Regions from separate parts of the Mus musculus genome. Here region 2 is linked to region 1. A link is a contact called in ENCODE Hi-C or POLR2A ChIA-PET data. All regions are on one chromosome and are shown on one strand. Each heading gives the region's core, a stretch centred on a gene start or an enhancer-like site at or near the end of the contact. The rest is flanking DNA. Distances are from core to core; before and after follow the strand shown.

Evidence for each region. Hi-C counts contacts between places; a loop is a spot of excess contacts on that map. ChIA-PET counts read pairs that join two places held with the same protein, here RNA polymerase II (POLR2A).
Region 2: a map of left cerebral cortex shows a loop between it and region 1 (2.2-fold over the local background). The contact joins the promoter of Nf2 here to the promoter of Mtmr3 in region 1. A Hi-C loop is called at or near these places in 1 of 37 maps with a recorded cell type or tissue (left cerebral cortex). POLR2A ChIA-PET finds 5 or more read pairs at or near these places in 1 of 5 experiments (Patski).

Annotation. Positions count from the first base shown.
Region 1 is chr11:4,592,084-4,596,871 of GRCm38, forward strand. Mtmr3 (myotubularin related protein 3) reads right to left here and starts at 2,707. Exons shown (of 19, transcript NM_001373897.1): 1 at 2,520-2,707.
Region 2 is chr11:4,846,088-4,851,134 of GRCm38, forward strand. Nf2 (neurofibromin 2) reads right to left here and starts at 3,457. Exons shown (of 17, transcript NM_001252250.1): 1 at 2,785-3,457. The coding sequence starts at 2,898.

The sequences.
Region 1 (4,788 bases), core at 1,457-3,956:
AATGTATAAAATCCATAAGCTAAAAGCAAAACTCAAGAACAGAATACTCTTTCTGGAATCTTAGGACAAATTTATAAGAGTTTTATTTCTTTTTGAGTTTCTCGTGTGTGTGTGTGTGTGTGTGTGTGTGTGTGTGCATATGTGTCAGTGCACACATGTGGAGGTCAGACAACTTAGAGTTTTGTTCTCTCCTCCCACCACATGGGTCCAGGGGATCAAACTCAAGTTGTCAGCCCCTGAAGCATGTGTCTTTACCCAGTAAGCCATCTCTTCTGCTTCTGTTTTCAATTTTTAAGATAGGATCTTCCTATAAAGCCCTGGCTAATGTGGTACTTGCTTATGTGGCTGGCCCACAGTCATCTCAAACTCTTGGAAATTTTAGCCTGAGTTGTTATTTCTTTTAAATACCCATATTTTTAAAAAATATATACTTAAAATATGTAAAAACTTGGCCTCAGTATGAGTTCTAAATTATGTAAATGAGGAAACTTGAGTACAGAGAAGTAATATCCCAACAGCCATTAATGCCACAAATGATCCAGATATACCCAGCAGCACAGAATGGCCATCTGTCTATACCACCTATAAAGTCAGTAACATGTGTCAACACCTAAAGTTTTAAATGCATTAAGACTTAAAAAGAGAATGAAAATCCCTCTTCAATGTAAGACATCAAGTAATTTTTAATAACTAACTAGTGTTTCTCATACCAATACTATTCATTTGATTTTTTTAAAAAATCTGAAAAGAAAATTCTGTGAGAACTATGGTAAGTAGTGGGGATTATCAGGAAACAAAACAGACAAGGTTTCTGGTGTTAGTGAACAACTGGGTGAGCCTCTCTATGATATGTCAGAATACAACCCTATGCAACTGTTAACACTTTCTTCCACCTCTTCCAAAACTGTAACAATCCTCAACACACCTTTGAAATATGAATTTATCTCTTGGTAACTCAGAATTCCACTTTATCACAGAAAGCAAAAACTAGTGCTGTTAAGAGGGTCTTTAAACTGACTTTACCATACCTCACAGCCTGGAGCAAATTTCAAGAACTTGTCACAACCTACAGTACACCTTCCAGGTCCACAACCCTGGTCTCAAATGACTGTAACACACCCTGCTACCCTCCACTTTACTGGAAACCTGAGCCAGATGGTTTAGAAGTAACTACAATGTTGGCATGTTAGAAAGCACCTTTAGGACCCCTCTGTGGGCCAGAAGCAGACTTCAGGCCTCACTTCCTTTATTTTCCTCTAGGTTTTTGGACATACGTTCAGCTATACAACATTTAATTTGATAAAATGTGTTCTGATGCCTTGTGAACAAATTCATTATGCTGCTCACAGTTACCTAAAAAGTAAAAATGGTAGGGGTGAAATATGTCTTCATAGGCAATCACTCTAACCTTCTAGAAGCTTCCAAATTTAGTTTAATAACATATTGCATAGTGTTTACCCACAACGGTGTCATTCTGTAAACTCTTCTACTCAGTCAAGCATGGAAAAGAAGTCTTTCACTGGCCATCAACGCATGTTATTTGGTTTCCAAGTAAAAAACACAGAAACATTGCAGAATCTCAAAGAAGGCCTCCTTCACATCCCCACAAACAAGATCATTTTGATACAGAACCATCTACCATTCAATCGTAACTTCTGACGGCTCACTGTTCACAAGAGGAACGAGGCTGAGCCTCCACTACAAGAACACATGCACTTTTAATACAAAAAAAAAAAAAAAAAAGACCCTAAATGTCAAAAAGCCAAGTGGATGTCAAGATAGTAAGAAGAATAAAAACGTAAACTTCATTCTGACAATGACTGAACATTAATATCTAACAGAAACCTGTGTGTAAAACTCACAAGTGAGATGATCTGACTCCTGGTGGCCTAACAGAGTGTGCAAACTCTACTTCCAATTTTTGAAATAAGTTTTCTGGCCCCAACAATACCATCTTGGGTCATGAAATGCAATACATCCAGTACAATTTCAACCCAAGAAATAATACTGATCTTTTGCAGAGCTACTTGAGCAGTGTTCCCCGAGCTCCTCCAACCACCCCTGGACCTTCGTTCCCCTTCAAGCACTACCAGGTCAGGAGGATGCCCTGCTGCAGTTAGGCTGAGGCCCGCACAGCTCGCCCGTGGTTTCCAACAGCACGACCTCCGGCCTCTCGCCACTAAGGACTCCCACGGTCTCGACCAGGGCCTCGGGCCACACGCTCACCTCCCGGAGGCCCGGGAGCGTTTTCCAGGGCGCCCCAGCCGCAGCTCCCAACACTCCGAGTGTTACCCACCGCCAGGTTCAGGATGGCCGCCGAGCTCGGCGACCCCGCCTCCCCCGACTCGCCCGACCGGGCCTCGGTGCTCCATTCTGAGAGCTTGCCCCGGGAGGCCGCGGCCAACCCAGCCCTCGGCCCGCCGCCGCCTCCCCGGCCGGTGACAGCCGCCGCACTCGGCCCAGGTCCGCCCCTCCTCCAGCACCTCCTCGCCACCAGAGCCGGAGGGTGGGCTTCTTACCAGGCGGCAGGACATGGCGAGGCCCGCCACCGCAGGGCCTCCTCCGCCACCCCAGGAGGCTGCCAGCCAGGGTCGGCGGGGGCCAGCGCCTGGGCCGCTGGAGCGTCTCCGCCGGCTGCTCCGCCGCCGCCGCCGCCGCTGCCGCCGCCGCCTTCTCACAACCACAACAACATGGCGGCAGCGGCCACACAGAGCGCGCTCCCGAGACCGATCGGAGCTGAGAGCGGGGGCGCGCGCGCACGCTCCGGCGCGCTGTCCGCTGTGGGATGGGGGGCGGGGGGGAAGACTGGCCGTCACGGGATGGGCGAGGGCGGGGCCTGGCTCGTTGGTCACGCCCCAGGATGTGGGCGGGGCTGCAAGTCACCAGACTGTGGCTGCAGAGAAGCGTCAGGAGGAAGAAAAGAAAAATGAGAAGTGAATAAATAAACCGTTACGAATTAAGAAAAAGAAAAACAAGGTTTAGAAAGATTTTTCAGGCTTCTTTTCCAACTTAATGGACCAAGACAGCACTTCAGCTTACTCTACTTTCTATTAAAACTAAGAACAGTAGTGATATTATATCCCCAGCAAGTATAGTCAATATAAAACTAACTTAATACCGTGCATGTAAATATAGTGTGCTATAAGTTATGCCCAGAATACAAGTTCAAACTGCCTCAACGCCAGCTCCTAATAAAAAAAACCTCAGTGCTCAAAGAAAAGCAAGGGGGAAAAGAATCCCTACTTTGACTGGCCTCCAGAAGAGCCCCATAGTCTAACACTGTAATACCTTATTTTAGGTCAGCAGTCCTCGGGGTCTCAAATATCCTGAACCTCAGATATTTACATTATGATTCATGGTAGTAGAAAATTACAGTTATAAATTAGCGAGGAAAGTAAGTTGGGAGTCAGCATACGTGAGGAACTATATTAAAGTCACAGCGTTTAAAGGTTGAGATCTACTGGCTTAGGTCCTAACAAATCCTCAAAGATATTTCACTTCCTTAGATGAATTTTAACATGACCTTGATTTTTTATCAGAAGACAAGTAAATGAAATTTATCCCTGTATTTGTTAAATTGTTTATCTCCCCCCCCCCATTATTTGTTTCTTTGTATTCAACATTATTGCCTCTCTGCCCCCACTGGAGTTTAAGAATAATTAGAAAAAAAGGATGCTGTCTTATTTGTCATTATGTCTCCAGAACCTAAAATTGCACAACACAATAGCCAGACAAATCTCCTAATTATGGAAGAGCAAGTGTTTATATTTATCTAGTTGAATCTTCATAAATGGTCAGGCCTATCTTTATTTTACAAACAAAAAAAAAGTAAAACCCAGAATAAGTTGAATTTAACTTAAACTTCAAACCCAGGCCCAGATAACAACACAAACTGTCCTATTACTCTCTGGGCTACCCACCACATCACAGAATCTCAAGGAAGGTCAAGGAAGGCACTACATCACAGATCAGTTAGCAAAGACTTCCCACCGCCCTCCAAGGACCTGTCTTCCTCCTCTTCAATGCAGCTGATTGTGTCTCCGTTTTCACCTTCACTAGAAAAGCACAGGCTAAATTGGAAGTACAATGATTGCACCTCTTGGGTCAAAAAAAAAAATCTTTTGGTAGTGATAGCAGTAAACTATACACTTTCATTTATAATCCACTGTCCTGGTTTCCCTTTGTGTATATTCTCATGGCCTTTGTGGGACAAGAAAAAAAAATAGAGCATCAAATAGATGGACAACAGGACACACAGAGTAGACAGACAGACTGCCAGCAGTGGGGAACCTGAACTGGAGCTAGCACTTCACTGCCAGGACAATCCCTGCTGGATGGCTGGACACTGATAAAGTGGCTCCAGGTAAACAACTCAGGCAACAGGAAATTCACACCTGCTCCACCAATCCCACAGCTCCCACAGTCCACATGGAAAGAGCACATGGATCAGCTTGTCGCTTGCCTCTCTGTTTATCAACAATAACAATTTGCTTTTTGATCTGGAGTGAGAAAGGAAATCTTTGACTGAATCCTCGACCAGTATTTAAAATGTTTGAAGAAATTTTACTGTACCCTTGAATTCATGGTGTGCACCGAATCTTTTAGCTTGCACCAAACCACTTCAGCCTTAGATGTAGATGAAACAAGAAGGCCAGAGTTTGAACTCAAGTGATCTGATGTTGAGGGACATCTGTGCACATCATACTTCCCTTCCTCTCCACTCCTGGAAGCCTGGAAGGCAGATATTAGGAAATTGTCTCTAAATACAAAAGAGCAAACTCTGCATGG
Region 2 (5,047 bases), core at 2,207-4,706, 250 kb after region 1:
TAACAATGTCCTAAGGCAAAACGTGTATACAAACTAGCCTACTGAGTTATGGTTACTTTGAGGGAACCGCTTCGGAGGTGAATGTTTATATGCCTACCTATGGAGGATTCCCTAATAATTTCTTGCAAATTGGAAAACAAGCAGTCCAGACTGTATCTTCAAACAATTGAACCTTCTCTCACTAAAACCTAGTATTCTCAAGACTGCCTTCAGGCATGAACTTTCCCACTGTGTGTCAGGTGAGTTATTTCCTTTGGGGGAAGATTAGGAACAATCAGGGTTTTGCTTGGTTTTTGGCGTTGGCCTTGGCCTGCCTGAATGTGCTCTAGCAGAGCTATACCCCTAGTCAGCAACTCTCTGTTAAGACCTGGCCCCTCCACTCCTCTCTGAACCAGGATTCTGGAAATAGGGAAGGAGATAATGCAAGCTTTTCTCTGAGTTGTCTCCTTCCTCACTAGGATTGCGTATTGGGTGGAAAAACACAGTAGGTAGAGGTTGCAACTAGAGCACTGAGGTCCTAAATGATCTCTGTATGCCACATCCTGTTCCACAAGTAGTGACTGAATAGGAAACAGCAGCCTATCCTCCAAGTAAGTGCACCTTCCTAGAACTTCGCCTTAGCAGCAAGTAGTGGAGTCCCTTTCATTCATCAGAAGGGCAAAGCAGCACTGACAATCTTGATTCAAACTACCACCTTACTACATCCCCATTCTTTTTTTTTTTGTTTTTCCAGACAGGGTTTCTCTGTGTAGCCCTGGCTGTCCTGGCACTCACTCTGTAGACCAGGCTGGCCTCGAACTCGGAACTCCACCTGCCCCTCTCTGCCTCCTGAGTGCTGGGATTAAAGGCGTGGGCCACCACGCCCCCGGCAAGGTCCCAATCTTATTACTTTGTTAGCTTCCCATTCTTGCTGCCTTTTCCAAAGGTTGTGTTCAGAAGTATTTCCATCAGTTTTGGAGTAGAAAATGTCAGTGAGTTGTGATACTGTCCTGCTTAAGTCAGTCCTATAGAAGAGCAAAGCTAAAGAGTTGAGTAGTTCCAACACAACTCCAAAGCCGGTAAAGCTGAAGTGATTGGCTATGTAGCCACAGGTGCAAACAATCTGGCAACTCCTGACTCCTGACGTGGCTACCAATCCTGCTTGCCATGAATCAACACTTCGGGTAGCAAGGGCTAAACTGCTCGAGAGTCTAGGTATCATACTGGCTAAAAGCTCAGGCTCAAGTTCAAAATCTTCAGGCACTCTGCATAAAGGAAAAAATAAGGTTTCTTTCCACCTTTAAAAGAGAGGCTTTTACCATCTTCTGCAGTGTCAGCCACACAAGACTGCCTCCAGTTTCTGAGGCCAATCACATGCTTCCGACTAGCTACAAAACTGAAGGGCCACAACTCCACAACTCCCTCTTTGGGTTCAGCTAATTTAGTACTACACCTCACAGAACTTAGGCAAAAACACTCACATTTACCTATTTTTCATAGGATATTAAAAGGGGCACACGATATTATAAGACCTTTTTTTTCAAGACAGGGTTTCTCTGTGTAGCCCTGGCTGTCCTGGAACTCACTCTGTAGACCAGGCTGGCCTCAAACTCAGAAATCCACCTGCCTCTGCCTCCCAAGTGTTGGGTTTAAAGGTGTGTGCCACCACTGCCCAGCTTATAAGATCTTTTAAAATGTATACGGTAAGGCATGTGGGAAACGGTGCAGAGTTCATACTACTACTATAGTTTATACTATACCACTACTAGAGCACATGTTCAGATGGAAGCTCTCTAAGCCATATCCTTTCAGTTTATGGATGCTTAATTATATAGGCATTGTCGGTTAAATCATTGGCTGATCCTTCAGTCTTAAGGGAAGAACTGAGAAGTCCCAACCTTAAAGATCCTTTCTGGGAACCAGGCTGAATTCTAAAACTACTATAGCATGGCAACAGCATCCAGCTCATTAACACACAAAAAGAAAACGAATACTTTGGCGATTCCAAGGATTTTAAAAGCAATAGGCTAGGGAAGCAAACCAAGTATATTCCAGTGGCACAGGACCTATCTGACTGGCTTTTTTGTTGTTGCTTTGCTTTTTTGTTTGTTTGTTTTTTGAGAGTCAAATGTGTAAATGTCTGACACTTAGCAAGTGTTCAGGGTTGTGGATACAACCCAGTGATGGGGTGCATGCCTAGCATACACAAGGCCCTGAAAACACAAACACACACACACACACACACACACACACTCACTCACATACACACTCTTCAACAAAATGATAGCTATTATCATCATGTTAGAAACTATAAAGAGTAAATGTAAGACACTCTTTCCTCAAAGAGTTTTTTCCAGAAACTGAAAATTTTGGAACAGGGAAAAGTACGAGCTTCCAATATAACTAGATGTAACTTTTAAGACCTAGGGTACACAGTTAATACCTAGCGAAAAACTCCCTGGAGTTTTAGGCGCGAGTTCTACACACTGCACACCGGTTCGTTTCTACGGAAGATTCCAGTGTTTCCCAATAACAAATGAATGAAAATAACCTTCGGGAAATGCCAAAACCAAGAACCCCACTTTAACAAACAAGCAAACAAACAACTAGCTTTAACTTGTGATCTGGCCCTAGAAAGCCTCTTCCGGTTCCAGATAATGATATATACGGAATCCCTTAAGCTTGCACTTCGACTGTCACCACAGCGAGGGCACCCCATGGGTAGGGACCCGCGTCGCTGCCACCAGACAGGCAGAGATTCCGCGGCTCTCCACTCACAGCCCGTCGGGGTCGGCGGCCGGTTACCTCGCAGTTGAACTCCATCTCGGCGTCCATGGTGACGATCCGCACCGTGAATGTCTTGGGCTGCTTCCTCTTGAGTGAGCTGAAGCTCATGCGAGAAGCGATGGCTCCGGCCATGGCGCGAGGTACCGGCCTTGGATCCCCTCACCCCTAGGCCCGCGTTCTGGGTCTCTTAGCCCCCCTGGAGTAGCTGCACAGGCCTCAGGGCCACCATGGTGGCCGGCTGGCCGGCCCGAGACAGACCTAGGCTGCCTGGGTCCCCAGCGGCCAGCATGGGCCGCGAGGACCCGGCTGTGGGTGCGGAAAGATGAGTTAAGGGACAGTCTCTGACGACGGGGGGGTCGGGGGGAGATGCCGGCAAAAGCACGCGCAGCCCCGAGCTTGGAGCTTCGGGCTGGGGACGCCAGGGACGCCTTTGGACAGAAATCCTAGACGGCTGCGGCGCCGACGCCGGGCCTCTCAGCGACCCCCGAGGGTCGCGGGGCCGCGCAGTAGTTGGGAGCGCACACGCGCGTGCGTGTCTGTCACCAGCTCCGCTCCGCGCGCCCTCGGGAAGCGTCCTCTACCAACCCCCACCTCAGCGACCTGCCGGATCCCCGCCCCGCCCCGCCCTCCGGACTCCCACTACGCTACTCAGCGACTCACCCTAACACTTTTTTCTCTAAGATACTGTGATTGGCAGGAACGCCAAAGGAAGCGGGACTTCCGCTTCGTCCCGCCTCCTGGAGGCCTACTCCACCAATTGAAAGTTGCACTGAACGAGGGCCGCCGGTCTGTTCTCGGCGTTGAGTGGCTGTAGATGCGGTCACTCCGAGCGCTTTTGTTCCTAAAGTATACTCCTACTCTAGCAAGACTGGTTGAGAAGGAGCGGGCGGCGCCTTTCCCGGGAAACCTGTAGAGGCCGGGACTGCACCGCACGAGGTACTGTTGCAGTCAGTGAGAGATCCCATTTATAGCGTCTTACCAGAGCTTCAGTCGTATCTGGGACATCCGGCCGAAATTCCTTTTTGACACTTAATTATATATGCTGACTCAATATTTTTCAAACTTTAAAAACACGAAGTGAGGCCGCTTAAGTTGCCCCGACTTGCCTGCCAGATCCTTCAACTTCTTTTTAAGAGAATTAGAATAACCACAGAATTCATGATAGTCCTTACCTTACTAGGTGGTTGAGGAATTGAAACTTGCTTAATACATATAGAAAGCTAATTTTATTTATTTTTTTTTTTTTTTTTTTTTTTTTGAGTTTTTCGAGACAGGGTTTCTCTCTGTATCCTTGGCTGTCCTGGAACTCACTCTGTAGACCAGGCTGGCCTCGAACTCAGAAATTCGCCTGCTGCTGCCTCCCAAGTGCTGAGGATTAAAGGTGTGCGCCACTATTGCCCGGCAAGAATTTTCATTTTACCCTCTGTTCCTTTGTTTGGTTTTTTTGTTTTGTTTTGTTTTAATTTCCAAGCTACATACTTGGAGTACTTGTAGCTTAACGTCATCAAATGTATAATATGCTTAGGAAAATTTCAACTTTCTGGGGATTTGTAGAGTTTTTACTTGTTTTAAAGATACATTCCCCAGGCACTGCTGCTGTGAAGAGACACCATGACCACAGCAACTCGTATCAAAGAAAACATTTAATTGGGGACTTTTTCTTCTTTACAGTTTCAGATGTTTAGTCCATTATCAGCATGGTAGGGAGCATGGTGGCATGCATGGTACTGGAGCAGTAGCTGAGAGATGGCTATATCCTGATCTGCAGGCTTGGAAAGCAAGACAACCATTTGGCATGGGCTTTTGAAACCTCAAAAACCACCCCTAATGATAGACTTCCTTCCACAAGACCACACCTCCTAAGCCTTCTAATTCTTTCAAATAGGGCCACTCCTTGGTGACCAAGCATTCAAATATAAGCTTATGGGACCGTTCTTAGTCAAAGCACCACAGTTTTGTTTTTTTTTTTTTATCTTATGTATATAAATGTTTTACAGCACATATGTGCATTGCATGTATACCTGGCACACATGTCAAAAGAGGGTTCCAAAGCCCCTGAAACTGTAATTCAGTCCTTAGCTACTGCATGGGTGTTGGAAACTGAACCTGGGTCCTCTGCGAAAGCAACATTTACTCTTAGGCACTAAACCACCTTTCCAACCTTTGTATGTCTATTTGTTTGTTTTTGAGACAGGGTCTTCCTGTGTTATTTGGGGTATCCTAGAACCCCTGAGCATGTCCTCTTCCTCAGCCTCTCTTAAAACCATAGCCCTGGAGCCAG